Regions from separate parts of the Mus musculus genome. Here region 1 is linked to region 2. Evidence: chromatin loops called from intact Hi-C (ENCODE). Cell type or tissue: left cerebral cortex. All regions are shown on one strand. Each heading gives the region's core, and the rest is flanking DNA. Links, peaks and the distances in the headings are about the cores only.

What was found. Peaks named below come from ENCODE experiments on the same cell type or tissue, not always from the same donor. Only the 100,000 strongest peaks of a DNase experiment are listed, where the experiment ranks them.
Region 1: a loop joins it to region 2, with 5 times the contacts of the local background. A loop is called at or near these places in 1 of 42 quality-filtered maps.

Annotation. Positions count from the first base shown.
Region 1 is chr7:100,592,098-100,608,108 of GRCm38, reverse strand. It overlaps Rab6a (RAB6A, member RAS oncogene family), which reads right to left and starts at 523. Exons shown (of 8, transcript NM_024287.4): 1 at 1-523. It also overlaps a transcript of Mrpl48 not described here. In left cerebral cortex, for the core only: a CTCF peak has its summit at 7,255 (motif pointing left); DNase peaks (open chromatin) are centred at 7,243, 7,620 and 8,267; H3K27ac peaks cover 1,551 bases.
Region 2 is chr7:100,663,121-100,679,131 of GRCm38, reverse strand. It overlaps Gm35082 (a long non-coding RNA gene), which reads right to left and starts at 4,125. Exons shown (of 3, transcript XR_378374.4): 1 at 3,969-4,125; 2 at 2,822-3,035; 3 at 990-1,820. In left cerebral cortex, for the core only: no CTCF peak of the experiment used is centred there; DNase peaks (open chromatin) are centred at 5,872 and 8,292; H3K27ac peaks cover 1,143 bases.

The DNA of each region.
Region 1 (16,011 bases), core at 3,836-11,835, 71 kb after region 2:
TCGGCCCCTGCAGGGCCGGGCAGAGGGGCGAGGCTGAAGGGAGAGTGCCTCCACCGACCGGCAGCCGCCGCCGCCGCCTCCCCGCAGAGTCGCCTAGCACCGAGCCGGGCCCGCGGCCGCGAAGGGACGCAGGGCGGTGTCGGAGGCAGCCAGCGGTGCGCTCGGGCTTCGCTAGCCTAGCGCCGTTCCTTCCCTCAGAACGCGGCGCGGAGACTGAGGTGAGAGAGGAGGGTGGCGAGGCGAGCGCCGCAGACGCGTCTGGGTCTCGGCACGCGCAGTGCTCGGGCTCTCACAGCAGCCGCCGCCGCCACCACCGCAGCACAACCCGCTGAGTGCGCGAGCCTCTGGCGCGGATGCGGGGCGAGTCCGGGCGCGAGCCTGCCGCCCTGCCGGCCTCGGACGTGCGTGCGTGAGTGCGTGCGTGCGCGTCGCCGCCAGTGCTTTCCTGGTTTCGCCAGCAATCCCGGCTCCTCCCGTGCGGTGGAGAAAGGGGCCGATCAGGTTTCGACTGGCGTCTGGAGAAGCCGGGAGGAGGCGGGACCGAGTTCCGGGTAAGCAAGGGGGGGAGAAAAAAAAGGGGGCGCTTACGTCAGTGACAAATCGAGCCAATCAGAAAAAGCGGAGGGCAGGCAGCTGCTAACTGAGGTGGCGACGCGAGAGCGCGCGCGCGACTCTCGCGCGGAGGAAGGTGTGGGGTTCTGGCAGCCATAGGAAGTGTGGCGCGACGCAAGGCGATTGGAGGAAGGAGGAGGGAAAAGAAGGTGGGACGGAGGCGGAGCCGGAACCAAGGTGGAATGACCGCAGCAATGCGTGGGTGGGGTTGGGTCGCTCAAAGGTGTATTGTAGGTGCTAAACCCTTAACGTCGCTTCTCCTTCCTCACTTTAGCCCTTCACCCGTTTACCCTAGCCTTCTAAAACGTAATTCCTTGCTCGGCATCTTCGTGTATATAAGATTTCCCACCGTTACTCCGTGGAGTTTCATAACTACCAGAAACAAGTCCTCTCCATTTTGTGGGTGAGGAAATTGGAGTCCAACAGAAGGAAATGACTTGCAAAATCCACGTAGTCATGTCATGGAGTCAAGGTTTTATTTGAACCTCTGCTACCTCCTTACGTTAAGCCATCAAATTCCCTAGTGTCTGTTGGCGTGATCTTCTGTTGAGTGGCCGTTGTTTTAGGTGCCCATAACATCAGACGATAACCATCGTCTACATGCTAGAAATGAGTTTAGATATCATATAAGCCAAACTCCACATATTACAGATATGAAATGACTGCCCACTTAGCGGTGCAGCTTTGGAAAAGGTCACACAACATTCCAGAGGGCTGCCTCAACAAAATCACAAATCTGCAGAAGGAGTATTTAAAAGATCATCCTTTCTCCTTAAAGCAGCACTTCTGGATGTGCTTGAGTGGGGCTTCCTTAAATTTGCCATCTGAAGCATTTCCAATTGTCAACCAGATTTGAGATCCAATAAGATAAAGGTGAATGCCATAAGAAAACATGAACTAAGCATAATGTGGACAGTTACATAACATAATTAAATGTAACTTTTCATCTGAATGGGATCCCTAAAAAGAGAGTATCAGACAAAAACAAAATAATTTGAGTATAGCATGAATTTTAGTTAATAACAGTATTTTGTACTGATTGATTTATTATAACATATCAGTCCTATTAAAGTAAGCTGTTAATAGAGGAGTCTGGAGTGGTATATGGGAACTTCTATAATGGCCTTTGTAAATCTAGTAATTTTCTATCTAGTGCTTCACATCTGTAATCCCAACCCCCAGGAAGCTAAGGCGGAGGATTGCTGTCAGGGCTTGGCAAACCTGGGCTATAGAGTTAGTTCCAGCTTAGCCTAAGATACAGAGTGAGGTCCTGCAGAGAGAGAGAGAGAGAGAGAGAGAGAGAGAGAGAGAGAGAGAGAGAGAGAGAGAGAGAAAATCTACTCTTTAGGACACCTAAGAAACTTCTAGAGCCAGACATGGTGGTGCATGCCCATAATCGTAGCACTTGAGAGATACAGGTTAGAGGATCCTAAATTTAAGGCCAGCCTGAGCTACATATCAAAGTTAGGCTGCATGAAACCTTGCATCACTGAAGGGAAAAGAGTTCTAAATAAAGTCTATTCATAGAATATGAAAAATAAAAAAAAGTTAGGTGCCATTGAATTAGAGAATTTGGCATCTGCACAATTTTTTGCCATTCTTCAACATTTCATGGGACAATATCTTAAAAAGATATCTCTGTTCAGACATATTAAAACCCTTTTAGGGCTGGAGAGATGGCTCAGCGGGTAAGAGCACTGACTGCTTTTCCAAAGGTTATGAGTTCAAATCCCAGAAACCACATGGTGGCTCACAACCATCCTTAATAAGATCTGACACCCTCTTCTGGTGTGACTGAAGACAGCTACAGTGTACTTAGATATAATAAATAAATAAATAAATAAATAAATCTATCTTTAAAAAAAAAACTTTTAAAGACATCCAAACTCACATCTGTAACCCAGTAATGGGGAGTAGAGACAGGAGTTTAAGATCATACGTAACTACATAGGTGAGTTTGAGGACAGCCTGAGCTACATAAGATGTTGTCAAAAATACTTTGAAAACATAAAATAAAAATGTATAAGTAAAAACATCAAAAGTCTATGTAAGTATCTTATACACAAAATACTTTACATGTTATTGACAAGGTCAAACAAGTGCCTTATCAAATGCAGGACGACTCACTGATGAATAAATTAGGAGAAGAAACAAGTTCTGAAAGTGTCGTCTAGTTTGACCTACCAATGACACAACTATATCTCAGAACCTTCTCTATCAAAATGTTCTCTCTGGGGCTAGGAATAGCTCAGGGGTACAGTGCTTCCTTTGCATAATAAAGTCTTGGGTTTAATCCTAACACTAAGTCAATCAATCAATAATAAAGAATTACAAAAAAAAAAATTCCCTGACGTTCCTCTCAAACAAGTGGTGGAATTTTTGAATGTATATCTAAAAAGGAAAAGGAGAAGCTGGGTCATAACATGAATAAATATTTGAGTTTTAAAACCACAGTAGCAGCTGGTACTGGATGATGGAGGGTTTCTGACCAGGCTAGACTAACTACAAAGCAAGATCTTGACTCAGAAGCAAAACTAGCCAAGGCTAGTAGTTCATGCCTATAATCCTAGCAGGAGTTCTAGCTTGGGTTCCATAGTTAATCTCAGACAGGCCTGAATTTCAGCAGAAGACATTGTCTCAGAAAGAGGGGAAGGAGGAGGAAGAAGCAGAAGAGGAAGAGAAGGAGGAAAAAGGGGGAGAAGAGGAAGAGGGAGAAGATGAAGAAGTCATTGAAGTTGTTGTCTTGATTGTACAAGTAGCTTATCAGGTCAGATAGGACACCCACCAATAGTATACCTAGAATCCTAGCACACAAAGAGCAGTAACAAAAAACTTTTTCTCAAGTGCTTTTGCAAACAAAAGTAAGAGTGGCTTTTTTCTCTACTGGGTACAAGGTTTTCATTGTTTCCTGAAATAGCCTTTAGAGTGACATCTGAGGATTCAAACTACTTTGTACTTCCTCCAGAACTTTATGAATCAATTCCTTCCTGCTGCTTTGTTTCTGTAGTCACCAAACAGCTGGGCTATTAGGAAGAGAGGGCTAGTATAACACAATTCGGACCTCAAGTGTTTCATGCCTTATCAAGTTTGATGCCTCCTCTTTTGTCCCTTCTCTCCCTTTTTCCCTCTGCTCTGTCTACCTGGATCTCACTGTGTTGTCCTGGCTGAACCAAAATTCAAGCAATTCTTCCTCTAGCTGCAAAAGAAGTAGGACTCAGGTGCATGCAACTAAGCTTTGGTTTTACACTGATGCATGCATGGCTTCATTCTCCTCTGAAGCCTCTTTCATGTTCATCAAGTACACGTAACTCATATGTTTTGCCTTCAGTGATCCCCCTAACCCAAGGACAGAGTACTAAACATAACATAGAATCAAGAGTATCCTCAGCCCACCTTCAGAAATCTTTTCTCTTCTCTTCTCTTCTCTTCTCTTCTCTTCTCTTCTTTCTTTCTTTTTTCTTTTTTTTCTTTTTTCTTTTTTAGTTTTTCCAAGACAGGGTGCCTCCATGTATCCCTGGCTATCCTGGTACTCACTCTGTAGACCAGACTGACATAGAACTCACAGAGATTTGCCTGCCTCTGCCTCCAGAGTGCTGGGATTGAAGGCATGCACCACCATGGCCTGGCTAGCCATAGCGATCTTAATAATCTAAAAGGTAGTATGGGTTCAACAAATGGAAAAATTTCTTTGGATAAGAAGGAATTAGAGGTCTGTATTTTGTATCTTTAAACACACATACACACACATTTGGGACTTTTAAGACAGGGGTTTACTATACACCCCAGGCTTTTATAAAGACACTAATCCCTTTCTTGGTGACTCCACCCCTCTGGCCTAATAAGCTCCCTGGTTCATACACCTGGTACTAAAGTGGGAATCAGGATTTCCACATTAGGATTTTGGACAGACACATTCAGTCCACTGAAGAACCATTGAGATGCCTTCCCTTCTGCTTCCCTTCCCACCAAACTACAAGTAAGCGTCTCCACCTGTCCTTCCCCTCCTCACTTAACGGTCACTGCTATTCTTGGTTTTCCCTGACTTTAATCTCCATAGGAACAGAATTCATGTATTGGTACCCTAACTTTTGAAAAATGTTTGATACACAGTAATCATGCAACAGATATTTGCTGAATAAATAAAGTAAATGAGAATTAATTATTTTACTGTCTTAAAAGAATGAAGAGGATTTTTAACATTGGCGGAAGGTTTTTTTTTTTAAGATTTATTTATTTATTATATGTAAGTACACTGTAGCTGTCTTCAGACACACCAGAAGAGGGAGTAAGATCTCGTTACGGTTGGTTGTGAGCCACCATGTGATTGCTGGGATTTGAACTCAGGACCTTCTGAAGAGCAGTTGGGTGCTCTTACCTGCTGAGCCATCTCACCAGCCCCTGGAGGAAGGGTTTTTAACATTTTGTTAGAAAGAGAATATAGGCCAAAACTGTGTTAGTGTACATTGATACTATTTCCTGTTTGTGGAAAGGATGTCCAGAACAGAGTTCATAACTAAAACCTAGCAGCAACAGAAGGGAATGAGCTTAGCGTGAAATTCAGAATTACCTAGGGCAGCTTCTTTGATTAATTTAAAGTAATTGGAGATCTGTAAGTATGTCCAGGAATCTTATAAAGAAATTGTAATAAAAGTATAACTTACCTTCACTAAGACCTTTTCTTTTCTTTCCTTTCCTTTTCTTTTCTTTCCTTTCCTTTCCTTTCCTTTCCTTTTCTTTTCTTTTCTTTTCTTTTCTTTTCTTTTCTTTTCTTTTTTTTCTAAAGACAAAGTCTTTCGCTATGTAGTCCAGGCTGGCCTTGAACTCATCCACAAAACTTTGCTTTCCCGGTGCTAGAATTAAGGCATGTTTCCCCATGCCTGGCTAAGCCTGAAACTTATGCTCCCCTGCCTCAGCCTACCAAGTGCTAGAATTGAAGGCATGTGCTCCATGTCAGTGACTTTGTTGTAGACACTACTAATTGCCCACCTCAGAATAAACAAAACACACTTACTTTTTTGTTTGTTTGTTTGTTTGTTTTTGTTTTTCAAGGCAGGGTTTCTCTGTGTAGCCCTGGGTCTCCTGGAACTCACTCTGTAGACCAGGCTGACCTCGAACTCAGAGATCTGCCTGTCTCTGCCCCCTAAATGCTGGGATTAAACGCTGTCCACCACTGCCAGGCAACACACTTACTTTTTTCCAGGCACATGACACAGTCTGAAGCAGTCAGAGATGAAAGCATTGATATAGAAGTTTTTGAGGAAAAGAAAAACTTTATTTCTTAATGAAAAAGTACAGTTACAGAAAATCTGTTTTTCTGCCTTTGGATGTGACTGTTTATGAGCATAATAACTATAGATAATACAGCTCAAAAAAAATACAGCTCTTGTGAACATTCATATGTAACTCTGAGTTTAAAACATCAACCCATTGATGACAGCTAATCAGGGAGGCGAGAGGCATCAGGAACTAATGTATGAACTCTTGAAATGGGCTTTCTCTGGACTTTTTTTTAGTAAAACTACATAGGTCCTTATATGTAACAATGTCCTCATGGTATATAAATACTTTGCATTGCTTTGTTACTATAAGAGGTGAAATTGTCGTTTTTAAATTCTCAAAGCCCTCATACAGTTTCTTGCATGTTATGCATGTGATATCATGTGCATATCTAAAACTTAGTCATAGTTGCCAAGATGGAACTGCCTTTTCATGTTTACTACTCCCTAAAAAAGTTTTATTGCTCTCATAAAGGCAAGAAATCAATAGAAAAAATATCCAGGTAAAAAGACCAAAATCATATTGCTCATATTTGAAACAAATAATAGCTCTGGCAGGAATTCAAATTCAAATTCCATCAAATTCCTTTCTAACCCATCCTCCAGATTATTATAATCATTACTACAAATACTAGTGGTTCAATAAATGACATAAAAATAAAAGATGTTCAATAACTCAAGGAGGCCAATTAAAAGAGTGCAATTAATATAGAAAGTGTATTTAAGGTGTCTCATTTCAAAAGAACAATACTAGCTGGGCGGTGGTGGCGGCGCACGCCTTTAATCCCAGCACTCGGGAGGCAGAGGCAGGCGGATTTTTGAGTTAGAGGCCAGCCTGGTCTACAAAGTGAGTTCCAGGATGGCCAGGGCTATACAGAGAAACCCTGTCTAGAAAAAAACTAAAAACCAAAACAAACAAACAAACAAAAAACCCAAAAAAACAAAGAACCATACCACCACCCCCAAAAAAAAACCCAGAGTACCTAATACTAAAGCCTTTTGTCAGTGCTTAGCATGCATGAGACCCTGGGTCCAACCCCTAGCATCAAAATGAACAAACAAAAGCCCAATGAGAAAAAAACAAACAAAGGAACCAAAAAAACCCCAAATTCCTATTTTTCAAATATATTGTACTGAAAAGTGTCCTGTAACTATGTACCGTGAGAGAAGAATAAGAATTATTTAGTCGGTGTTGGAGAGCTGGGCTCAGCAGTTAAGAGCACCGACTGCTCTTCCAAAGGACCTGGGCTCAATTCCCAGCATCCATATGGAAGCTCACAACTGTCTGTAACTCTAGTTCCAGGGGATCTGATGCCCTCTTCTGGCCTCTCCAGGAACGAGGCATGCAAATGGCACACAGACACACATACAGGCAACACATACACATACACACATAAAATAAAAAGGTTTAAAAACAAGATTATCTAGCCAACCTGAAGGAGAGGGTGATAGAACTTAAATGGAATGGTCTTTCCTGTAATTATAGCTAACTCATAGCTACGAAGTTATTTTTGCTACAGATTGATCTACAGAATCTATTTTTGATCATTCCATTTTGTTCTGTTCATGTGACTCATGGACCTGCTATGAATAATGTGATTTTTCAAGCCTGAGAAGTGGGCTGTTGCTTCCAGGTTTTGCCATTGCAAGCAGGGAAAGAGCTTGCTCCTCATTATATGAGGGCCAGAGTGTGTAAAGCCTGACACATCGCTGGAGCTCCTCTTCCTGCATCCTCTCCAGCAAATAAAATAAAATAAGAAAGACATCCAGGAGGATGAGTCACTCCACCTGCTACTCAGAGATAATGGCTCTCGGAGTGGAAGAGAACAACTGCTTTCACTGCTGTTTATAGAAAGAGCACAGCGTTGTTGGACAAGAGAGCAAGCACAGCCCTGCTGCACTGAAATACCAGCAGTGGAATTGCAGCCGGTAAAAAGCCTTTATACATCTGAACGACACAAATGAACATAAACAACAAAAGTCAGGCTAGCATAGTGGTGCAGGTCTTCACAGATCGTCTTGATTTAAAGACCACCCTGGTTTATATATGGTGAGTTTGGGCCAGCTAGGGCTAGATAGTGAAACCCTATCTCAAAAATAAATAAGTTAAATAAATAAATAAGACCTCAAAACCCTTATAAAGATCATAGCTCAAAGTATCCAATGAGGTAATGAACAAGAACATCTTGGAGAGAAATCTGAACAAAGTTGCAGCTCAAAGATGATGAATTAAAAGAATTTCCACCTCATTTCATTTGTGAAAGTATTCCAAAAATATGTTCAAATAATTCAATTGCACACTCAGGCTCTGACATCTCTACCCAAGAGCCATACTATTTTACCTTGAGAAACAAAGACTAAGCAGATGTAACTGGCTAAATAGAGTGTGGAAAGTGCTTACTAAAGGGGAAAATAAGAAGAAGCAGGTCGGTTGGCTCAGAGAGCCCAGAAAGGGCCAGGAGTGTGAAACACCAGGGAACGCCATAGAGAGTTCACACCATAGAGAGCTCTCACTTCAGGCTGAAAAAGGCAGTCAAAATAAGATAATTTCTTTTCTTTTTTGGTTTTTTGAGACAGGGTTTCTCTGTATAGCCCTGGCTGTCCTGGAACTCACTCTGTAGACCAGGCTGGCCTCGAACTCAGAAAATCTGCCTGCCTCTCCCTCCCAAGTGCTGGGATTAAAGGCATGTGTTAGCACTGCCTGGCTAAAATAAGATATTTTCATATCAGCCATCCTACTTTCTGTCTTCCTGGCTTCACTTGACATACTATATCTGTTGTCCAGATCTGAGACCATTAAAGTTAGTATGTAAGCTGAGTATGGTGGTACATAGTTTTAATCACAGCACCCAGAAAGCAGAGGCAGGTGGATCTCTGTGAGTGTGAGGTCAATCTGGTCTAAATAGCAAGTTCCAGGGCAGCCAGATCTACATAGGAAGAATGTTCTAAATAATGATAATGATAATAATAATAATAATAATAATAATAATAATAATAATAATAAAAAAATTTGAAAAAGAAAAAATAATTGCAATTTACATATTGAAATAATTTGCTTTGCACACATAATTATCTGATGCACATGCCCTGGCTGTTCAGTTGCCACTTTTGTTCTTTCAGAAGGCAGAGGGCTCCATGCAGGGCTTTTCCATAAGCAAAACGATGCCTTCTTGTCTTCACATCTTCCATAGGCTTCTTGCTTAGGTAGGTAGGTAGGTAGGTAGTTTGTTTGTTTGTTTGTTTGTTTGTTTGTTTGTTTTTGATAGAGGGTCTCATTGCATAGCCCTGACTGGCCTGGATCTTGCTATGTAGACTAGGCTGAGTCAAACTTACAGAGATACATCTGCCTCTGCCTCCTGAGTGCTGGGACTAAAGACATGTATTACCATGCCTGACCTTCACAGGCTTTTAATGAAGGAAAAAGAAACAACACAGCTGCACCCTCTCTCATACACACATATAATCCATTCATGAACCTCCTCAGAAGCCTTTCATCTGGAAGAAACAAAACATTTAACTCTTAAGAGGTGTAAACAATAGGGTTGATCATAAGTCCTTGGCTAGGACAACTCCAGGGTTGGTTAATGACCCCTTATCTATGTTGATAAGAATCAAGATCTTTTGTCTGTCTTTCTACTTGCCTTCCTCAGAATTCTGACTTTGGTGTTAGGTACTAGCAGATGACTGCCATAACTCAAGTTGAGACATTTAAAGCACTATACAGTCCAGAGACTAATGGACTCCCTGTTACATCTCATTGTCTTGATTAGGTCATGCATCCATCCTACAAATGTCATTGCAGGAGAAAGATGAGCTGTTGCTACAAATTTATAACTGTGACATGAGGAAGAATAAAAAGAAAAGGTCCCATAGCTCTGAGTGCCTCCAAAGAGAAACTAGAAAGAGCACACACTAGCAGCTTGACAACACACCTAAAAGCTCTAGAAAAAAAGGAAGCAAATTCACCCAAGAGGAGTAGACGGCAGGAAATAATCAAACTCAGGGGCGAAATCAACCAAGTGGAAACAAGAAGAATTATTCAAAGAATCAACCAAATGATGAGCTGGTTCTTTGAGAAAATCAACAAGATAGATAAACCCTTATCCAGACTCACCAGAGAGCACAGGGACAGCATCCTAATTAACAAAATCAGAAATGAAAAGGGAGACATAACAACAAATCCTGAAGAAATCCAAAACACCATCAGATCCTTCTACAAAAGGCTATACTCAACAAAACTGGAAAACCTGGATGAAATGGACAAATTTCTAGACAGATACCAGGTACCAAAGTTAAACCAGGATCAAGTTAACGATCTAAACAGTCTCATATCCCCTAAAGAAATAGAAGCAGTCATTAATAGTCTCCCAACCAAAAAAAGCCCAGGACCAGATGGGTTTAGTGCAGAGTTCTATCAGACCTTCAAAGAAGATCTAATTCCAGTTCTGCACAAACTTTTTCACAAGATAGAAGTAGAAGGTACTCTACCCAACTCATTCTATGAAGCCACAATTACTCTGATACCTAAACCACAGAAAGATCCAACAAAGATAGAGAACTTCAGACCAATTTCCCTTATGAATATCGATGAAAAAATACTCAATAAAATTCTCACTATCCGAATCCAAGAACACATTAAAACAATCATCCATCCTGACCAAGTAGGTTTTATTTCAGGGATGCAGGAAAGGTTTAATATACGGAAATCCATCAATGTAATCCATTATATAAACAAACTCAAAGACAAAAACCACATAATTATCTCGTTAGATGCGGAGAAAGCATTTGACAAAATCCAACACCCATTCATGATAAAAGTCTTGGAAAGATCAGGAATTCAAGGCCCATACCTAAACATGATAAAAGCAATCTACAGCAAAACAGTAGCCAACATCAAAGTAAATGGTGAGAAGCTGGAAGCAATCCCACTAAAATCAGGGACTAGACAAGGCTGCCCACTTTCTCCCTACCTATTCAACATTGTACTTGAAGTCCTAGCCAGAGCAATTCGACAACAAAAGGAAATCAAGGGGATACAAACTGGAAAGGAAGAAGTCAAAATATCACTTTTTGCAGATGATATGATAGTATATATAAGTGACCCTAAAAATTCCACCAAAGAACTCCTAAACCTGATAAACAGCTTCGGTGAAGTAGCTGGATATAAAATTAACTCAAACAAGTTAATGGCCTTTCTCTACACAAAGAATGAACAGGCTGAGAAAGAAATTAGGAAAACAACATCCTTCTCAATAGTCAGAAATAATATAAAATACCTTGGTGTGACTCTAACTAAGGAAGTAAAAGATCTGTATGGTAAGAACTTCAAGTCTCTGAAGTAAGAAATTAAAGAAGATCTCAGAAGATGGAAAGATCTCCCATGCTCATGGATTGGCAGGATCAACATTGTAAAAATGGCTATCTTGCCAAAAGCAATCTACAGATTCAATGCAATCCCCATCAAAATTCCAACTCAATTCTTCAACGAATTAGAAAGAGCAATCTGCAGATTCATCTGGAATAACAAAAAACCTAGGATAGCAAAAACTCTTCTCAAGGATAAAAGAACCTCTGGTGGAATCACCATGTCTGATCTAAAGCTTTACTACAGAGCAATTGTGATAAAAACGGCATGGTACTGGTATAGCGACAGACAAGTAGACCAATGGAATAGAACTGAAGACCCAGAAATGAACCCACACACCTATGGTCACTTGATCTTCGACAAAGGAGCTAAAACCATCCAGTGGAAAAAAAAGACAGCATTTTCAACAAATGGTGCTGGCACAGCTGGTGGTTATCATGTAGAAGAATGCGAATTGATCCATTCCTATCTCCTTGTACTAAGGTCAAATCTAAGTGGATCAAGGCGCTCCACATAAAAACAGAGACACTGAAACTTATAGAAGAGAAAGTAGGGAAAAGCCTTGAAGATATGGGTACAGGGGAAAAATTCCTGAATAGAACAGCAATGGCTTGTGCTGTAAGATCAAGAATTGACAAATGGGACCTCATGAAACTGCAAAGCTTTTGTAAGGCAAAAGACACCATCAATAAGACAAAAAGGCCACCAACAGATTGGGAAAGGATCTTTACCTATCCTAAATCGGATAGAGGACTAATATCCAATATATATAAAGAACTCAAGAAGGTGGACTCCAGAAAATCAAATAACCCCATTAAAAAATGTGGCTCAGAGCTAAACAAAGAATTCTCACCTGAGGAATACTGAATGGCTGAGAAACACCTGAAAAAATGTTCAGCATCCTTAATCATCAGGGAAATGCAAATCAAAACAACCCTGAGATTCCATCTCACACCAGTCAGAATGGTTAAGATAAAAAATTCAGGTGACAGCAGATGCTGGCGAGGATGTGGAGAAAGAGGAACACTCCTCAATTGTTGGTGGGATTGCAAGCTTGTACAACCACTCTGGAAATCAGTCTGGTGGTTCCTCAGAAAATTGGACATGGTACTACTGGAGGATCCTGTAATACCTCTCCTGGGCATTTATCCAGAAGATGTTCCAACTAGTAAGAAACATGCTCCACTATGTTCATAGCAGCCTTATTTATAATAGCCAGAAGCTGGAAAGAACCCAGATGCCCCTCAACAGAGGAATGGATACAAAAAATGTGGTACATTTACACAATGGAATACTACTCAGCTATTAAAAAGAATGAATTTATGAAATTCCTAGGCAAATGGTTGGACCTGGAGGGCATTATCCTGAGTGAGGTAACCCAATCACAAAAGAACTCAAATGATATGTACTCACTGATAAGTGGATATTAGCCCAGAAACTTAGGATACCCAAGATATAAGATAGAATTTGCAAAACACATGAAACTCAAGAAGAACGAAGACCAAAGTGTGGACACTTTGCCCCTTCTTAGAATTGGGAACAAAACACCCATGGAAGGAATTACAGAGACAAAGTTTGGAGCTAAGACAAAGGATGGACCATCTAGAGACTGCCATATCCAGGGATCCATCCCATAATCAGCCTCCAAACGCTGACACCACTGCATACACTAGCAAGATTTTGCTGAAAGGACCCTGATATAGCTGTCTCTTGTGAGACTACGCCAGGGCCTAGCAAACACTTAAGTGGATGCTCACAATCAGCTATTGGATGGATTACAGGGCCCCCAATGGAGGAGCTAGAGAAAATACCCAAGGAGCTAAAGGGATCTGCAACCCTATAGGTGGAACAACATTATGAACTAACCAATACCCCGGAGCTCTTGACTCTAGCTGCATATGTATCAAAAGATGGCCTAGTCAGCCATCACTGGAAAGAGAGGCCCATTGGACTTGCAAACTTTATATGCCCCAGTACAGGGAAACTCCAGGGCCAAAAAGTGGGAGTGGGTGAGTAGGGGAGTGGGAGGGAGGGTATGGGGGACTTTTGGGATAGCATTGGAAATGTAAATGAGGAAAATACCTAATTAAAAAAAAAAAAGAAAAGGTCCCTTGGCAGTCCAGCACCAGTGTTCACTCTGCTGATCATATCAGCTTGGTTTCCAATATGCTGTCCCCTGAAATATATAGCCATTCACTTATTCATTCTATAAACACTTGGATCACTGTCTACTAACACACTTGTTTGCACTGGAGACAGCAAAGAGAAAAAGATGTGGCCTTTGTTCTTAAGGGTACATGAGTCTACTGGTGTGACAAATGTAAAAAAAGCAACTAAATTTAAGTAAAACTTGATGAAATTAATAATAAAAGTAAAGCCATCTGATAACTTTATTGCATCTGCTTGTTGTCTTTTGTTGTTCACTACTGTGTATACCACATCAGCTGGCCCTCAAGTTGTTAGAGCTTTTTCTGTTTCTCACGGTAGGAGCTCTGGATTATAGACGCACACATCTTACTCTGTGTGGCCATGTTTGGGATCTGAACCCAGGTCCCCATGCTTTAGCTACTGAGTCACATCCCCAGCTTTGACCATTTGAAATGCATCTTTTTGTTGTTGAGTTTGGTTGTGTGTGTGCGTATACACCTGCCTATAATCTCAATATTTGGGAGGTAGAGACAGAAGATCAAGAGTTCATAGTTCAGTCCTGACTATGTTTTGAGTTTGAGTAAGCCTGGGCTACATGTAAATCTGTCTCAGAAAAAATTAAAGTAATAGCTGTATAATTTATATTCTCAGATTTGCTTTGTCTTGTGATTGGTGCTTAATCAATAGTAATTTGCTATACTTGTGCTCTTGTTTTGCCTCCTGTTAAGAAATTAATGGAAGCTGAGCATGGTGGCATATGCCTTTAATCCCAGCACTTGGGAGGCAAAGGCAGGCAGATTTCTGAGTTTGAGGCCAGCCTGGTCTACAGAGTGAGTTCCAGGATAGCCAGAGCTACACAAAGAAACCCTGTCTCGAAAAACAAACAAACAAACAAAAAACAACAACAAAAAAGAAATTAGTGGAATTTAATGATTTTTTTTCTTTAAAGATGTATTTATTACTATAAATAAGTACACTGTAGCTGTCTTTAGACATGCCAGAAGAGGATGTCAGATCTCATTACAGGTGGTTATGAGCCACCATGTAGTTGCTGGGATTTGAACTCAGGACCTTCAGAAGAGCAGTCAGTGCTCTTACCCACTGAGCCATCTCACTAGCTCTTCAACAACTCTTGAAAAGATAATTATAGGAACTCTGGCTCCCTTTGCAGCTGGTAAGTTAAGTCACTTTTGAGGAAGTCTTATATAGTCTGGATTTTCTGGTAGCAGATTCTCAGTCCTTGGCTCAGCTGTATTTGATATCTTTCTTTCTGAAATTTTGTCCTTCTGTGGCCTTCTGTCACTATGTTTCTCTCCTGACCCCACCCCAAATTTCTTGGCATTTCTTTCCAATACCTTTTTCTCAGACTGTTCTTCTTAAAAAAATAGTTTATTTTATTTTGTGTTTCTGAGTGTTTTGTCTGTATGTGTGCCTGTGTACCATGTACATACCTTGGACCTACAGAGGCCAGAGTGTCCTCTGGGAGGTCCTCTGGGAGTGGAGTTATAGATATTATGGATCACTCTGTGGGTTCTGGGACTCGCACCCCAGTCCTCTAAAAGAGAAGCCAATACTCTTAGCTGCTGAGCCATCTCTCCAGTCCCTCACTGACTGTTCCTAAATGTGGGGTACCAGCCAGGCATAGTAGCATGCATCTGTAGATATAAATTGGGAAGTTGAGGGTGAAGGATCACTAGAAGCCAGAAGTTCGAGGCAGTGCAGAGAGCCGAGGGGGGGGGGAGCTGCTCTATAGGAGTCTATCCAGTCTTTCTCAGCCTACACTCTACCTAAATTATTGCCATTGTCTTTATTATCAAAACTACCACTGATTCACTGATTCCAAAATTTCCATCTCCAGCCTACACTTAAGTACTCATCTTGAAACTGATATGGCATAGTAGTAAAAATACTTATTATTTTATTATTATGGTTCATCTTTGGGACTTGGCCATCATGAAACGTAAAGAGAAAACTCATTAAATTATGAGATGAATCTTGTTCTTTTGGAGAAAGGAGTTAATATGCAGCATATCTTACTAGGTTTTGAAAGTGCTAGATAAAATCAGTTATATGCATGTGCACGATCTCTGCATCTGCAGATCATATCTCAAACAAGGTGGAAGATGAGGACCAACACCCAAGGTTGTTCTCTTACCTCTACACACATGGTGTGATGCATGCCCACACTCAAATACACAAATATGCAAGTATACACCACACACACATCCTAAAATTGAAAAAAAATGGCCAAAGGCCTTACACAGACATTTCTTCAGAGAAGATGTAAATGTTCAGTGAGTATCTGAAAAGATGCTCAACATTGCTACTCTTTAGGGAAATGCAAACTATGATCATAAGATGGTATTTCAGAATACTAGGGTGGCTTTAAAATCTAAAAATAAAGCATTTGCAAGGATGAGGAGAAGACAAAGCTGTCCAAAATAAAATACCTGTGCACAAATGTTCATCACATTGTTCACAATAGTCAACAGACCAAAGCCACCTAGGAGTCCATCAACAGATGAATGGATAAGCAAATATTGGTAACATGGGGATGCATGCTTGCAATCCCAGTAGGAACATCCGAGGTTCCTAGTCATCCTTGGCTAC
Region 2 (16,011 bases), core at 3,566-11,565:
TTTTACATTCACTCTGAAAATTCCTTCCCACCCTCCAGGGTTCTTAGACAGTCCTTGTCTACCCGGAATAAAAGTGTGTGCGCACCAGCTGTTTCACTGAAGATCTTCTAAGAGAGCTGTTTTGTTGAGTATCATCTAAAAGAGCTGTGACCCTAAAATCCTCAGAGAAGGCATTCTCCCATCAACTCTCACTCCCAGCTGTGCTACAGCCAGAGAGGGGTTGGCACAGTTCCCCTCTTCTCACACCCTTGGGGATGGCTCACCTGTGCTCCTTCCCCTTGGCCAGGTCCACTGAGCTGCAGGTGGCAAGGGGGCATTACACCCATGCCACCTCATGGCAGATGAGTGGAGGCACTGGGTTCCCCTTGGTCTTGCCCTCAGGACTTTTTGATATTTTTTATTGTATGCATATTAATATTTTGTCATTATATACATATTTATACCTCATATGTGCCTGGCAGTTAAGGAGGTCTCTCAGAAGAGGGCATCAGATCTACTGGGACTAGAGTTACAGAAGATTGTAACTGGGTGCTGGGAACTGAGCCTGGATCCTCTGGAAGAGCAGCCAGTGCTCCCAATTGCTGAGCCATCTCTCCAGGCCAGACTCTGACCGCTCACTAGTTAGCCACCCCCCTAATGTAGCATGCATTGGTGGTATAGTGGGTAAACATAGCTGCCTTCCACTCCCTGAGTGTATCAAGGGATTTCCTCAGGCCATCTGGAACCCCAGGCCTCAGTGGGAAAGCTCTGCCCTTGGCTCCTCCGTTGGCCTCAGGCTCGCTCTCAGCTCTTTTAAAGAAGTCAGCAGTCCTAACTCCTGCTAATACTGCCACTCAGATATTACTGCTTAGACCTGGTTCAATGCCAAAGCCACGGCTCTTTCAACTTTGCAAAACTCAAAATTCCAGGCCTCTCAGTCATCAGATTATAGGTTACAACAGCGTTCCTCCCTCAGCAAGGTGAACAGCACCAGGCCTCTCAGACATCAGATTATAGGTTACAGCAGGGCTCCTCCCCTCAGCAAGGTGAACAGCAGGAAAAATAGTTCCCGCTTGATTTCCCCATCTTTTTCTCTCTTGTAGAACTTTGCTAAAAGTAGCAAGATCAGAAAATAGGACCACTCAGGATTTTCCTACCATTTCTAAACTCCATGACTACATCTCATAGCTACAACTTCAGTGTGTAGGCAGCCTTCCCTAAAGAAGTAGCTAGCACTGGAAGATTACCCCACGAGACCACATCTGCTGGTACCCACAACCTCATGTGGTACCTCCAGTTATGTGGGCTCACCCTTCACTTCACTTTAATTAAGAAAGTATGGTGGAAGTGACACTTGACAGTTCCGGCCCACACCATAAGGGTGGCTAGCAATTTCTTTTTTTTTCCTTTTTTTTGTTTTTTTGTTTTTTTGAGACAGGGTTTCTCTGTGTAGCCCTGGCTGTCCTGGAACTCACTTTGTAGACCAGGCTGGCCTTGAACTCAGAAATCTGCCTGCCTCTGCCTCCCGAGTGCTGGGATTAAAGGCGTGCGCCACCACGCCCGGCTGGCTAGCAATTTCTGATTTTGCATTCTTAGGCTTTAGCTATCACATAAGCCCACATTAAACTTCGTGGTCAAGGAGGACACATTTTGTTGAGGAACCGCACACGTTAGCAGAGTCACCCTGCACACTTAGCCTCAGGCACCATGTCGCTGCCCAGATGTAGGGTGCCAAGGTTCCAGAAGATGAGGGAGGACAAGCTGATGAAAGGTAGGAAGCAGTCTGCAGCTGATTCTCATGCAGTGGGTCCCCTCCACCCCAGCCCTGGGTCAGCCAAAGTCTGAAAATGCCAAACGGGAAGATCCAGAAATAAATTATTCACGATGTCCTCAGAACCCATCTCAAAAAAAAAAAAAAAGTTCGGGGGTTGTAGTCAGCTGGTAGGTGCTTGCCCAGTTCTGTGTTCTATCCCCAGCACTTCATAAAAACAGAAGTGGTGGTACAGCTCACAATTGGAGAGCATTTGGGAGAAAGAGATAAGGAGGACTAAAAGTTTTAGGGTATCTTCAGCTTGTTTGGGACCAGCCTGGGCTACATGAGACTCTGTCTCCAATGGACATGTACATGCACACATGCCAAATAGAAATCTAAAATTCATACTTTAAATATGTTTTGTGCAATATGGTGATAATTATTCTCTTTTTATTAGTCATTTTTCCAATCACTTACTGTGCCTGATTTAAGCTTGTCACAGATCTGCATAGAAAACAATATTGTTAAGGTCGGGTATTATAGGCAGTTTCAGCACATACTGGAGTTGTCGGAACAAAGCAACGCCGCAGAAAACAGGGGTGTTGATGCAAAATAGAAATCTTACCCCAAAGGGAAATGAGTTTACTCTGATCCAAAATGTGAATTATAGCTCAAGAAACACAGATTCAGGTTGCCTTGAATGCCATATTACACCATGGAAATGTTTCTGTGAACATTAATAGTCAGCTGAAATGACAGCCATAAATCAACTCGTTTATCAAATGCATTGGTGGGGGCAGCAGTAGGTGGGCTGCAGCAGAGCAGAGAAAGCTCTGCTATCCATTCGTTTGTTTTTTGAGACAGGGTCTCATGAGACCACACTGGCCTCAAACTCTGTGACATAGCCAAGGATGACCTTGAACTAAGTCCTGATCCTCAGCCTCTACCTCCCACGTGCTGGGATGACAGGCATCTGTCACCATGTACAGCCCTGTTTTAGGTTTTTACATGCTATCTGACGACACTCTTAATTATTGCGTTGGTGGAAGGTGATAGTCTGCTAAACTAATACATTCCAAAGGTTTTTACCTAATAGTCAAAAAGGATGTCAGATCAGATATAGACATGGACAGGAAGTGGCTGGCCATTAACAGGTCTAAGCATCGAAGATCACTTGGCTCTCAGTCTCCAGTTCTTCACAAGCTGGAATTAGCATCTGCAGTCTTAGGAATCTTCAACACGTGTGTGGCCTTTTCAGAGAGCTTCCAATCACAGGGGGCTGCTGTGCTTCAACATAACATTTCTTAAAAACAAACAAGCAGCTGGGCAGCGGTGGCGCACGCCTTTGATCCCAGCAATTGAGAGGCAGAGGCAGGAAGATTTCTGAGTTCGAGGTCAGCCTGGTTTACAGTGAGTTCCAGGACAGCCAGGGCTACATAGAGAAACCCTGTCTCAAAAAACCCAACTAACCAAACAAACACCCCCCCCCCAAAAAAAAAAAACCAACAAAACAAAAAACAAACAAGCAAACTGCCTTGGAGTCCACTCTCAAGAGTACTTTCTCACTTTTCTTAATAAATCTATGTCTATTCTACTAAAAAATTAAACCAAACAAAACTTGTTTGCTTTTAGGTTTATTTCAGTTTTCTTGCCTCATCCTCTTAACAGTTCTAGTAGTTTTTTGTTGTTGTTGTTGCTTTTGGTTTTTTGAGGCTAGCCTCGAACTCAGAAATCCTCTGCCTTCAAATGCTAGGATTAAAGGCATGTGCCACCACTGCCTTTTTGTTTTTTACAGCTTCTCTCTTTTTCACTTGTTTATTTGTTTGTACCCACTTATTTATTTGAGATGGGCAGAGACAGGTCTGGCCAAGTTCATGCCTGGGTGCCTTCGCAGAGGCAGAGGCCAGCCTGAGAGGATTGGTTCTGTTCTTCCACCGTGGATTCCAGGGATTGAACTCACACCAATAGTCTTGGCAGCAGGTGCCCTTGCCTACTAAGCCACCTCCCTGGCACTACCAGACGTGTTTACTAGGCACTATTTGAACAGTAGTAAGGATTTTATTGAGAGAGCTCCAGAGCTCCAGAGGGTTTTGACAAGGTAGTTGCCACCACAGAGGAGCCAGCCAAGGCTTAAGACTTCTGATGACAGGGACCTTGCTGAGTGGCCCTGGTCCCCTCCTGCTTCAAACAGCCACCCTCAGAGCTGCCAAGATGGCTGGCACTGGATTCAGCATACCTTAGACCCAAAGCACTCCAAGCTGTCCACACTCTGCTCTCTGGCAGCCAGGAGCCACACAATGCTTGCTTGCAGGGACTCCTCACCGGAGAATCCTCTGCTGGCCGCCTTTGCTTGGGGGTTTGCACTTGTTTCTAAGTTCTCTCTCTGTCTTATTTATTTATTTATTTAATGTATATGTGTACACTGTAGCTGTGCAGATGGTTTTGAGTCATCATATGATTGCTGGAAATTGAACTCAGGACCTCTGCTTGCTCCAGTCCTTATTATTATATGTAAGTACACTGTAGCTGTCTTCAGACACACCAGAAGAGGGTGTCAGGTCTCCTTAAGGATAGTTGTGAGCCACCATGTGGTTGTTGGGATTTGAACTCAGGACCTTCGGAAAAACAGTCAGTGCTCTTAACCACTGAGCCATGTCTTTAGCCCCATGTTTCTAACTTCTCACTAACAGTATCCATGACTTGAAAAAAAAATCTCTTATTGCTCTTGCTAAATCTGGAACATCCAAACACCAGAGTGGACTGCAAATATCCTGGATATGCCCACTCAGGCTGAGAGGCGAGGGAGATGCTCACAGGTGGAGAGTGCTTTCTGCTCTTGTAGAGGACACAGGTTTGGTTTCCAGCATCTACATCAGGAGCCTCACAACCAATTAACTCCAAGTTCCCAGGGATCCGATGCCCTCACTAAGCTGGATGTGGTGGCACTCACCTGCAGTCTGAGTACTTAGGAGGCAGAGGCAGGAGGATTGTGAGTTCCAAGGGCCATCTATGGCTACATAGTAAGTCCCTATTAAAAACAACAACAAACAAACAAAGAAAACCCTCACTAGAACACTGAGTCCTTTACCCCCAGGTCCTATAGCTGTCCTCATGTTAATCCTCAAAACCTTCCCTAGAGCTGGACAGTGTACTCCCACACGTGGGGGAGGAAAGGAGACTGACAGGCTAGGGGATGTTCAGAGTCTCCTGCAGGGGACTGGCAAGTCAGAAGGAGGACAGGGGAGTCTGGTCTAGAGCAGCTGCCGGCTCTTCTGCCACCCACCATCCCCAGGTAGGAAAGGAGCCTCATGCTTTTCCAAAGAAGTTTCCTGCTGAGCTAACAGTGCATCTTCATGATGGCTCAAGACACCCCTCCTTCATTTGTTCTCTCCTCAAACACACACAGCAGCAAGCTCTTCTCTGTGCCTTGCTCTGGACCCTGGACACACAGAAATGGAGAGGTCCAGTAACCACGGATGGATTCTGTGGCCTGTGGGCAGCAAGAGGAAGGTAAAGAGACTTTTAGGGCCAAAGGAGGAGACACTTGGGCAGAGAGAAGCATCAGGCACGGACAAGGTTGACCTTACGTGAACTCTGTACTGGATCCATCCCGTTCCTTCCTTCCTCCCACCCATTCTCATCCTCTCAGCTCTGCTGGGCTGGAGGGCACATGCTTGGCTCTGAATGGAACCTCATCTGCGTCCTTCATGGTGCGTCATGGCTCAGCAGGACTTGGGGACAGCAGTTTGCTCTGTGTGGCCTGGTTGCCATGGAGATGCTTCATCCTTCTACAGATCTATACTGTGTGCGAACACAGGCGATGCTGAAACCTCCCTCCCTCCTTCCTCCCTTTAAAATGGCATGTCATGTAACCCAGGATGGCCTGGAACTTGCTACCTAACCAACAATGACTTTGAACTTCTGATCCTCCTGACATAGCCTTCTGAGTTCTCAGATTCAGGTCTTTGCCTCCAAGTTTGATTTCCATGAATGAAAGTGAGGGCTTTGTGCTTGCTAGGTCAGTTCTCTACCAACTGAGCCACATCACAGCCTAGAGCACAGGAGCGCCATGCAGAAGTACTCAACAGCGTGAGACCAAGGCTCACTCTTGCCAGAACCGAAGGGAAACAGTCAGTGCGTATCAGGCAGTGTGTGTTAGCAGCGCTCCTGGGTGTAGGCAGAGATTTTCAACCACTGAAACAAAATATTTTCTGCTGTGAGCCAGAAACATACGGCTCCCATTTCAGCCCTCGTACATTCTTGCAGTGAAAGCAGATCAAAGCCCAGACGTGCCTGTCATCCTGGACAGGTCCAGCCTCCTGGTTTGCCTTCTTCCCCCCAGCAGCAAGCCACCTGGAAAGGAAACCTTCAGGATTCAGATTAAGCTGTTCTGTTATCTTGTGTTGAAGACCCTGTTCCTAGAAGATGAAGTCAAATAAAACTCAATGGGAAAAACAAAAATCAAAGTTAAAACTATTACATGCGGAGCTAAGCATGTAGCACATGCTTTTAGTCCCAGCATTCGGGAGGCAGAAGCAGGCAGATTTCTGTGAGTTTGAACAACATGGTCTAATTAGTGAGTTTTGGAACAACCCAGGCGATATAGAAAGACCCTGTCTCAAAATAAAACCAAACAAAAATTACAGACAATATGAGTGTCATGGTTTGAATGTGCTTGGCCCAGGGAGTGGCATTATTAGGAGGTTGGCCCTGTTGGAGTAGGTGTGTCACTGTGGGTAACACATTTTAGCTTCTTGGAAGTGAATATTCAGCTAGCAGCTTCCAGATGAAGATGTAGAACTCTCAGCTCCTCCTGCACCATGTCTGCACGGATGCTGCCATGTCCCTGCCTTGATGATAATGGACTGAACCTCTGAACCTGTAAGCCAGCCCCAATTAAATGTCCTTATAAGAGTTGCCTTGGCTGGGCGTGGTGGCACATGCCTTTAATTCCAGCACTCAGGAGGCAGAGGCAGGCAGATTTCTGAGTTCGAGGCCAGCCTGGTCTACAAAGTGAGTTCCAGGACAGGCAGAGCTATACAGAGAAACCCTGTCTCAAAAAACCAAAAAAAAAAAAAAAAAAAAAAAAAGAGTTGCCTGTCATGGTGTCTGTTCACAGCTGTAAAGCCCTAACTAAGACAATGGGACTCAGAATTTTCCTACATAATTCTAGGGCATGGGGGAGTATCTGGTTAAGTCAAGAGGAAAGCTGGCCAAAGATGAAAGACCCACACTGGGAACTGGCCCAGTGAAGGAACACTTGCTTATCAGCATGAAACCCTGAATTCCATCCTCAGAAGAAGCTGTAGAGATGGCTCAGCCTTTAAGAGCAACCAGGTTTCATTCTCAGCACCCACATGGTGGCTAACAGCTGTCTCTAGCTCTAGTTCCAAGGAATCCCATGGTTTCTTCAGGACTTTGTGGACACCAAGCAGGCACATCTCTCTCTCTCTCTCTCTCTCTCTCTCTCTCTCTCTCTCTCTCACACACACACACACACACACACACACAGGGGGGGCAGTCAGGCAAAAACTCAAACACATAAAATAAAAAGAAATGCATTTTATTGATTGATTGATTGATTGATTGATTGATTTTTTTTTTGAGACAGGGTTTCTCTGTATAACCCTGGCTGTCCTGGAACTCACTTTGTAGACCAGGCTGGCCTCGAACTCAGAAACCTGCCTGCATCTGCCTTCCGAGTGCTGGGATTAAAGGCGCGCACCACCACGCCTAGCTAAGAAATGCATTTTTAAAAGGAAAAGGATGGAGGAGGAAGAGGAGAAGGAGAAGGGGAAGGAAAAAGGAAGGAGGAGAAAGAGGAGGAGGAGGAGAAAGAGGAGGAGGAGAAAGAGGAGGAGGAGGAGGAGGAGGAAAGCTCAGACAGTTCCCCTTGGAAAAAAGAACCTGGAATCAGGTGGCAGAGACAGAAATTATGACCAGAGGAGCCAGAAGGGAATTGACTAGAAAAGTCAAGTGTGCCCTTAAACTCCCAAGATGGAGAGAAATCCAATTCGATATCAACCACACTGAAGAAGAAAACAAAGCACCCACAGGACAGATCATGTGCAACACTTTCAGACTGAGCCAACCTCCTTGAACAGGAAGATCAGAACCTGGATCAGGAGAGACACAAGAAGTGAAACACCAATTATGGAGAGAGAGGAGAGAGAGACAGAAACAGAGAGAGAGAGCGAGAGAGACCTGTCCTGTCTAGGATTACTTGGAGCAGCAAGACAGCCCTGAAGCAGACAGACAAACAGAAAGCTTGCTGGAGCTTGAGGCAAAGCGGGAAGGAACCTTGTCTTCTCAGGGCAGCTGATCTCCCTGAAGTTAAGGCTCACGGACATTGCTTGGAAGTGTAGGAAGGTAGAAAAAAACCCCTTCATCTCTAGACAGAGTGCAGATGAGACTCAGCATGACAGAAATGGACTAGATGTGAGCTTCTAGAAGTGGCTCCTCACACATCCGATGGTCCAGATGGTGCACTTCAGAAAGAACTTGCGCCCACATTTCCAAGTGTGGGGTGCTACTGTCTCTTCTAAGACTCAACACCTGCCCTCCTCTGGCTGTCGGGCTCCCCTCCATCCCCAAATCTGGTATCTCGAAAAAAACTTAGCTGAGGAGTTCATGGCAAGTAGCTACCTCCTCCCTGCATGAGTCAGGCAGGGCTCTCCAGAGAAATAGGAATGGCGGAGATGCTTTTCCACATAAGGAGACTTATTTCAAGGAACTGGCTTGCTAAGGAGGAGGAGTAGAGGGATGCAGGTCAGTCTATGATCTAGAGGGCAGGCTGGCAGACAGAAATCTCAGGCAGGAGCTGAGGCTGCAAGTCAGTCTATTGTCTTCTCCCTCAGGGAAACCTTAGTTTTCAATTGAGAGCCACAGATTCTGCGAGGTCCATTAGCGTTATTCAAGAATACTTTCCTTTACAGCAGTTCTCAATCTTGGGGTCACGACCCCTTTGGTCACATATCAGATATTTACATTACGATTCATAACAGTAGCAAAATTACAGTTATGAAATAGGAACAAAGTAATTTTTTAGTTGGGGGGTCACCACATGAAGAACTGTATTAACAATGGGTCAAGGCATTAGGAAGATTGAGAGCCACTGCTTTAGGTAAACTCAAGTGACTGTGTAAGTTACAAACATCTACAAAGTATCTTTATACCCCAGATTCATGATTGGTTAACTAGCTGGTGGCAGGTGGGAGGGAGGGGGGGTGATGTGAGCTGTAGCTGTTAGATTGACACATGAAACTGTTACACTCATTCTGTTCCAGAAAACCTGGCTGAATCCCTCCTAGGTGGCTTTCCATCAAGAGGTTATTGTCTTACTATTCACTGAGGAATGGGGCCCAGAAAATAAAAGCATGTTATTTGTTTGTTACTTTTCTCATTGCTGTGACAAAATGCCCAAGGAAAGTAACTTAAAGAGGGAAGGGCTTGTTTTGAGCTCACAATTTGAATCTGTCATGGTGGGGAAGGCGTGGCAACAGCAACAGGAGCCAGCAGCAACTGGGGTCTACATCTGCAGCCAGGAAGTAGAGACAATGCTGGCATTTAATTTGCTTTTGTTTTTTTAGTTAGACCAGGACCCTAGACCAAGGAATGACCCATAGTTAGGGTGAGTCTTCCCACCTCAACTGGCCTAATTGTGCTCACAGAGGATTGCTTAGAGGTGGGTCTAGATCCTGTCAAGCTGTCAATACTCTCATCCCCCGAGCGTTCACGTGATGCTTGTGATGGTTTGAGTAGGTTTGGACCCCATAGACTCAAGTGTCTGAATGCTTGGCCCATAGGGAGTGGTTAGGAGGTGTGGCCTCATTGGAATAGGTATGGCCTCATTGGAGGAACTGTGTCACCATGGAAGAAGGCTTTGAGGTCTCATTTTTGCTCAAATCTGGCCAGTGTGACCCAGTCTTCTGCTGCTTGTGGATCAAGAACTCTCAACTCCTTCTCCAGCACCATCTCTGCCTGGATGCTGCCATGCTTCCCACCATGATGATAATGAACTAAACCTCTGAACTGTGAACCAGCCTCAATTAAATGTTGCCTTCATCAGAGTTGCCTTGGTCATGTGTCTCTTCACAGCAATGAAACCCTAAGACAGTGCTGATCCAAAATCCTGAAATACCGAAGGCCTTGAAGTCATTTTGATATGGGAGGAGGTAGTTTGTCTTCGAGTTTGATGGAGATTTCCTCACATCAGGTGGGCTTTAACTCAGGAGTTAGGGTGCCACGAACACTGCCACCTAAAACTTCCACTGAATCGGTGACCTCTAGGTTCTTGCCTTATGAATTTGAAGAATGAAATTCATGGACCACGGGAAGGTGGATTTTTAGGATAATTCATAGGTAGGAGTTTGAGGGCAAGAAGGCAGCATTCCTGTGCACAAGAACAGGAATGGGTCCCCGAGAGCGAGGTACCACCAGGGTCCCCACTTGGTGTTAACTAGGCTTATGAGATGGAAGCATGGGGGTGGGGGAGGATAAACTGATCATTACCACTGTCCACTCACGGGGCTCTCAGGTCCAGTGTCACTCACATCCAGGAAGTGATGCTCACTGAGGGGAAGAGAGATAAGGATAAGCCAGGGCTTCTGACATGCCTGACCTCCAGTCAGAGAAGAGCCAGACATTTTGGCTATTAAACATTTCTGGTATTTCTGGTCTTCAGCAAGGAACCAAGGGCATTTCCAGCTTTCAGTTAAGGAAGAATTGTTTATATTTGGGGTCATCTACTGTAAAATTGCCGGATCAATTTCTGTCTCTCACTTTCATCAACTTCATTATTATGAAGCCAGGTGTGGTAGTGCTTTTCTTACTTAGACAAAAAGGACAAACAACAAAACTTTGGGGGCTGGAGAGATGGCTCAGTGGTTAAGAACACTGACTGCTCTTTCAAAGATTCTGAGTTCAATTTTCAGCAACCACACGATGGTTCACAAACATCTGTAATGAGATCTGGTGTCCTTTTCTGGGGGGTAGGCATACATGCAATAAGAACATCATATACATAATTAAGAAAGGAAGAAAGAAAGAAAGAAAGAAAGAAAGAAAGAAAGGAAGGAAGGAAGGAAGGAAGGAAGGAAGAAAGAAAGAAAGAACAAAACTTTGGTACAAGTGTTTTTTTTTTTTGTTTTTTTTTGTTTTTTTTTTTAAGATTTATTTATTTATTATATGTAAGTACACTGTAGCTGTCTTCAGACACTCCAGAAGAGGGAGTCAGATCTTGTTACGGATGGTTGTGAGCCACCATGTGGTTGCTGGGATTTGAACTCCGGACCTTCGGAAGAGCAGTCAGGTGCTCTTAACCACTGAGCCATCTCACCAGCCCATGGTACAGGTGTTTTGATTTTTGTTCAAATTGCATCTTGAGGAGCTTAAGTCTCTGTGCCTTAGGCCATGGGGTAAATTTTGTGTATTCTTGAAAAAAAATTCTGCATATCGATAGAAACTAGGGAACCTAAGGCAGTTTGAATAGGTATGACCCACACAGACTCATGTGTTTGAATGCTTGGCCAATAAGAAGTGGCATGATTATGAGGTGTGGCCTTGTTGGAGACTGTGTGTCGTTGTTGGGGGAGGGCTTGAGGTCTCTTATGCTTCAGCTCCACCCAGTGAGGAAGACAGTCCCTTTCTGCTGCCTATGGATCTTGAGTAGAACTCTCAGCTCCTTCTCCAGCACCATGTCTGCCTGCACACTGCCATGCTTCTCACCATGACAATAATGGACTAAATCTGTGAGACTGTAAGCCAGCACCAATTAAATATCTTCCTTTATAAGTGTTGCCATGGTCATGTTGTCTCTTCACAGCAATGAAACACTCACAGGACTTTTTGGTTGAGACAAACATACCCGCTGGAAGAATACTGTATTCTATAGAAAAATATAAGTAGCATACTTGAATTTAGACTCGATAAGCCTGTCCACTATTCCCTAAACTACATACAGTTTATGAGCTCTCCATCCACCACACACATCTCAAATAGTGAATGCTTTCTTCTGTGCCTAGAGTTCCAGGTACCAGGTTAGAAAAGTTACTTGTTGGCTTTTTCATTACAATAAGTTTTAGTTGGTTTAACAAAATAAACCAAGGCTATCTCAGAGCCCAGACTTGAGCTGAGAATCCCAGTGTGATCTCATGTCAGCCCACACTATTTACACTTTCTACCCAATAAGATTAAAAGCAAACCGCTGGGACTCAGGAATACCTGTATACCATCCCAGTACTCAGAGGCAGAGGCAGGAGGATCTCGAAGTTCAAGGCTAGCCTGGTCTACAAGGCAAGTTCTAGGATAGCCAGGGCTACATGGAGAAACTGCCTCAAACAAACAATAAAATAAACCAGGGGGACAGTGAGATGGCTAAGCAGGAAAAGGTACCAAGCCACCAAGCCTGAGACCTACCCAGGACTTACAGGATAGAAGGAGAGGAGTGATTCCAAAAAGTTGTCTTTGACCTCCACATACCTGTGATGGCATGTGCACTCCTGTACACACACACACACACACACACACACACTCACACACACACTCACACATACTACACACTCTATGCATATATATTTACAATATGTTTAGTCTGTGTGTGTGTGTCTGTGTGTATGTGTCTGTGTCTCTGTCTCTGTCTGTATAAGTGTTTGCCACATGTGTGAGGGTGCCTAAGAAGGCTGGAAGGTGTGAAATTCCCCTGGAGCTGGAGTTACCCAACAGTGTGGATGCTGGGAACTGCACTCTGGTTTTTTAGAAGAGCAACCAGTGCTCTTACCTGCTCAGAAATAGCTCCCAATCTTCCACCTAGAATTCTCTCTCTCTCTCTCTCTCTCTCTCTCTCTCTCTCTCTCTCTCTCTCTCTCAAAGACAGCAGGATTTCACAGTAACATAAACATAAAAATGGAATTCTTTATGTTGGCCAGACTGATCTCAAACTCACAGAAATCCCCCTGCCTCTACATCCTGAGTGCTGAGATTAAAGGCACAAGCCATCACACCTGGTGCAATAGGTTTTTAAAGTAAAATAAAAATGAACCAACAGTGTCTGGCTGGGGCTGTGCATACCTGTACCCTCGGCACTTGAAAGGCAGGAGGAGCTTGAAGCTAGCCTGGGTTTCACAGTAGGATCTTGTCTTAAACAAACACAGAAACACAAAAATCTAAAGGAAAGGAAAGAGGGCAGTTCCCATGTGTGAACTGCCCTGGGGCTCAGTTGGGGCTGCTCACCTTCACTCAGAAAGGTGCAAGGTTTCTCTCCTTTCTATCTGGCCAGAGCTAGAGTGTGCTTTCTTGCTTGCTTTAGGATTCTCCTAAGCCCCTCTACCTGCTGTGTCTGTCATGTGGCTGACCTCCCTGTCAGCTTAACTCAGGCGGCAGAGCTTTTTCTGTCTCCTTTCTCCTCTTGACTACAGCTTGTCTATCCCAGAGTAAAACTTTAAAAAAGGAAATGGATGTGGGGCATGGAGAGACGGCACAGCAGTTAAGAGCACTTGTTGTGCCAGGCAGTGGGAGGCAGAGGCAGGCAGATTTCTGAGTTCGAGGCCAGCCTGGTCTACAAAGTGAGTTAGTTCCAGGACAGCCAAGGCTACACAGAGAAACCCTGTCTAGAACCCCCCCACCAAAAAAAAAACCCCAACCAACCAACCAACCAAACAAACAAAAAAAACAACCCCCAAACCAAACCAACCAACCAAACAAACAAACAAAGTACTTGTTGCTCTTCCAGAGAATCTGGGTTCAGTTTCCAGCACCCACGTGATAGCTCAACCATCTGTAACTCCAGTTCCAGGCATCCAACACCCTTTTCTGGCCTCCTCAGGCACCATATGGTACACAGACAAGCATGCAGGCAAAGCTCCCATACATATAAAATAAAAATTATTAAATCTTAAAAAAAAACCAAGAAAAAAGAAGTAGGGTTGGAGAGGTAGCTGAGATAGGAGCCCTGGCTGCTCTTTCAGAGGATCCATGTCAATTCTAACACCTACACGGCAGCTCACAATCATGTGCCACTCAAGTTCTGGAGAATCTGCTGACCTCTTCCAGTCTCCCTGAGCACCAGGCACACACGTGGTGCCAGATATATATGCAGGGAAAAATCCATACACATAAGTAATACATTTTTAAAAGATTGATTCATTTATTTTATGTATGTGGGTACACTGTAGCTGTCTTCAGACATACCAGAAGAAGTCATTGGATCCCACTGCAGATGGTTGTGAGCCACCATGTGGTTGCTGGGAATTGAACTCAGGAAGAACAGATAGTGCTCTTAACCCCTGAGCCATCTCTTCAGCTTTGATAAGTAATACTTTTGTAATTAAAAACAAACAAACAAATACTCAATGAATTTCCAGAGTTTATATTTAAAAGGTGTTCCTCTCTCCCTGGGGAAAGTCTGCTTTTGCTTTTTTTTATCTATCTATCTATCTATCTATCTATCTATCTATTTATTTATTTTTGAGCTGGTTTTGCTCTATAGTCCAGGCTGATCTTCCTGCCTCAGCTACCCAACTGGTTACATTACAGGCATGCCCACAACCTGTTAGCTCACCTTTTATTAACTTCTTGGAGCCAGTCATTGTCCAGGGACACATACCAAATCTGGCTGTATTTAAATTCAGTATTGGTGCTGGGTAGTGGTGGTGCATGCCTTTAATCCAAGAACTCGGGAGACAGAGGCAGACGGATCTCTGAGTTTGAGGCTAGCTTGGTCTTCAGAGTGAGTTCCAAGACAGTCAGGGCTACACAGAGAAACCCTGTCTGGAGAAAAGCAAAGTACAGACCCAACCAACCAACCAAACAATTCAGTATCTAGATCTGTGGTTTTGGTTTTCCCAGCTTCCTTCTTTTCCCTGTCTCTGCATCCTTCTTTATGAGGCTGATGGAGAATCTTTTCATTGAAGTTTGCACTGCTGTTGGAGAATCTTCCCTTTTCTTCTGGTTGCTAAATCCGGAGAGTGTAATCTGGGAGATGTTTGCACCGCCCCTCCCCCACCCCTCTGAGGAAGATGCTTAGCTGCCCATCTAAGGAGGGGAGGAGGAAGAACCAGAGAGGATTCTGGCGGGAGGTGGCAGGACCAAGGTTCAGACTCTGAGGCCAGCTTGCTTGGTTGTTTCCTCTCTCCTCCCTTCTCTCCCTGGCTTCCTTCAGTCCTTCTGCAATCAGCCTCCTGGATCCTCTCTGCTTCGCCCATATAGAAATCGTGGTTGACAAGGAGATACTCTCAAATGCTGGTCTCTGGCAGCTCTGAGTGTAGACAGGTGGGTGAGGCAGTAGGCGGGACCCTCTAGTGTCACAGTCTTGGATGCCTCTGGAATTGGGACACTTAGCCCTGTAAGTGTGACAGCATTAGTGAAGACTTAGGAAGTCAGGATTCCTCAGTCTATGGCTGCGACTGGCATTTCAGCTTTCAGGCAGACCTACTCACAAGGAATCCTCAGCCCTTGGTGGCGGTCAGCGTTACAGCTGACCGGCCCTAAAGACTTATTGGCTCCTTCCGCGACCGGGGCTAGTCTCAGTTCTCCTAGCTCTCTTGCCATCTCTCTGCCTCTGTCACCCTTCTTTCTGTCCTGACAGCTTTTCTTTAACTGTTAAGCACCTTGTCACCTTGCCACCTTCATGGCCAGTCTGTCAGTGCCACTCTTCTGTCCCTGCCGCTTCTTCTATCAGTTACCAGCTGACATGTACCACAGTAGGTAAGAAATTGCCCGGAGAAGCTTTCTATTAGGCCTAATGAGCAACACCAGAGAAGGAAGGTGTCTTTGGTGACTAAATGAGGCTGAGCAACCCACTTATACAGTCAGCGGCCTCGTGTTGGACCCATCTCCTCCTGACCGCTTTAATGCCAGTCACAGGCACGGAGGGAGGTTTGCTTTTGGAACAATCGATGCTTTGCTTCTGGAGAACAGTTACAGCAGTCCCTCTCTAGGCCACTAGAGGACGCGTGTCCCTCTCTAGTAGATGGAGACAGCTGGTCGCAGCCGGTTCACCTAGAGTTCACCAAGCCTAGTAATCCAAACCGCTGGAAACAGCCCAGGCTGAAGCTGCTTTCCGGAGTTGGCGTCATCAGCTGTTATCCTGCGCATCCCCGTGGCTGTTTGACTTAAAAGCCTTTTTTTTTTTTTCCTCAAGGTAACCAGAGCAGCAAAGGAGAATCTTCAGAGCTGCTAATGAGGGAGTCAGATCACCCTGCCCCCAAACCTCTGCGTATGTGCAGGAAAATGAACTTCAGGAGTATCTAGATGAGAATTTAACTGATCATTATCAACATAAT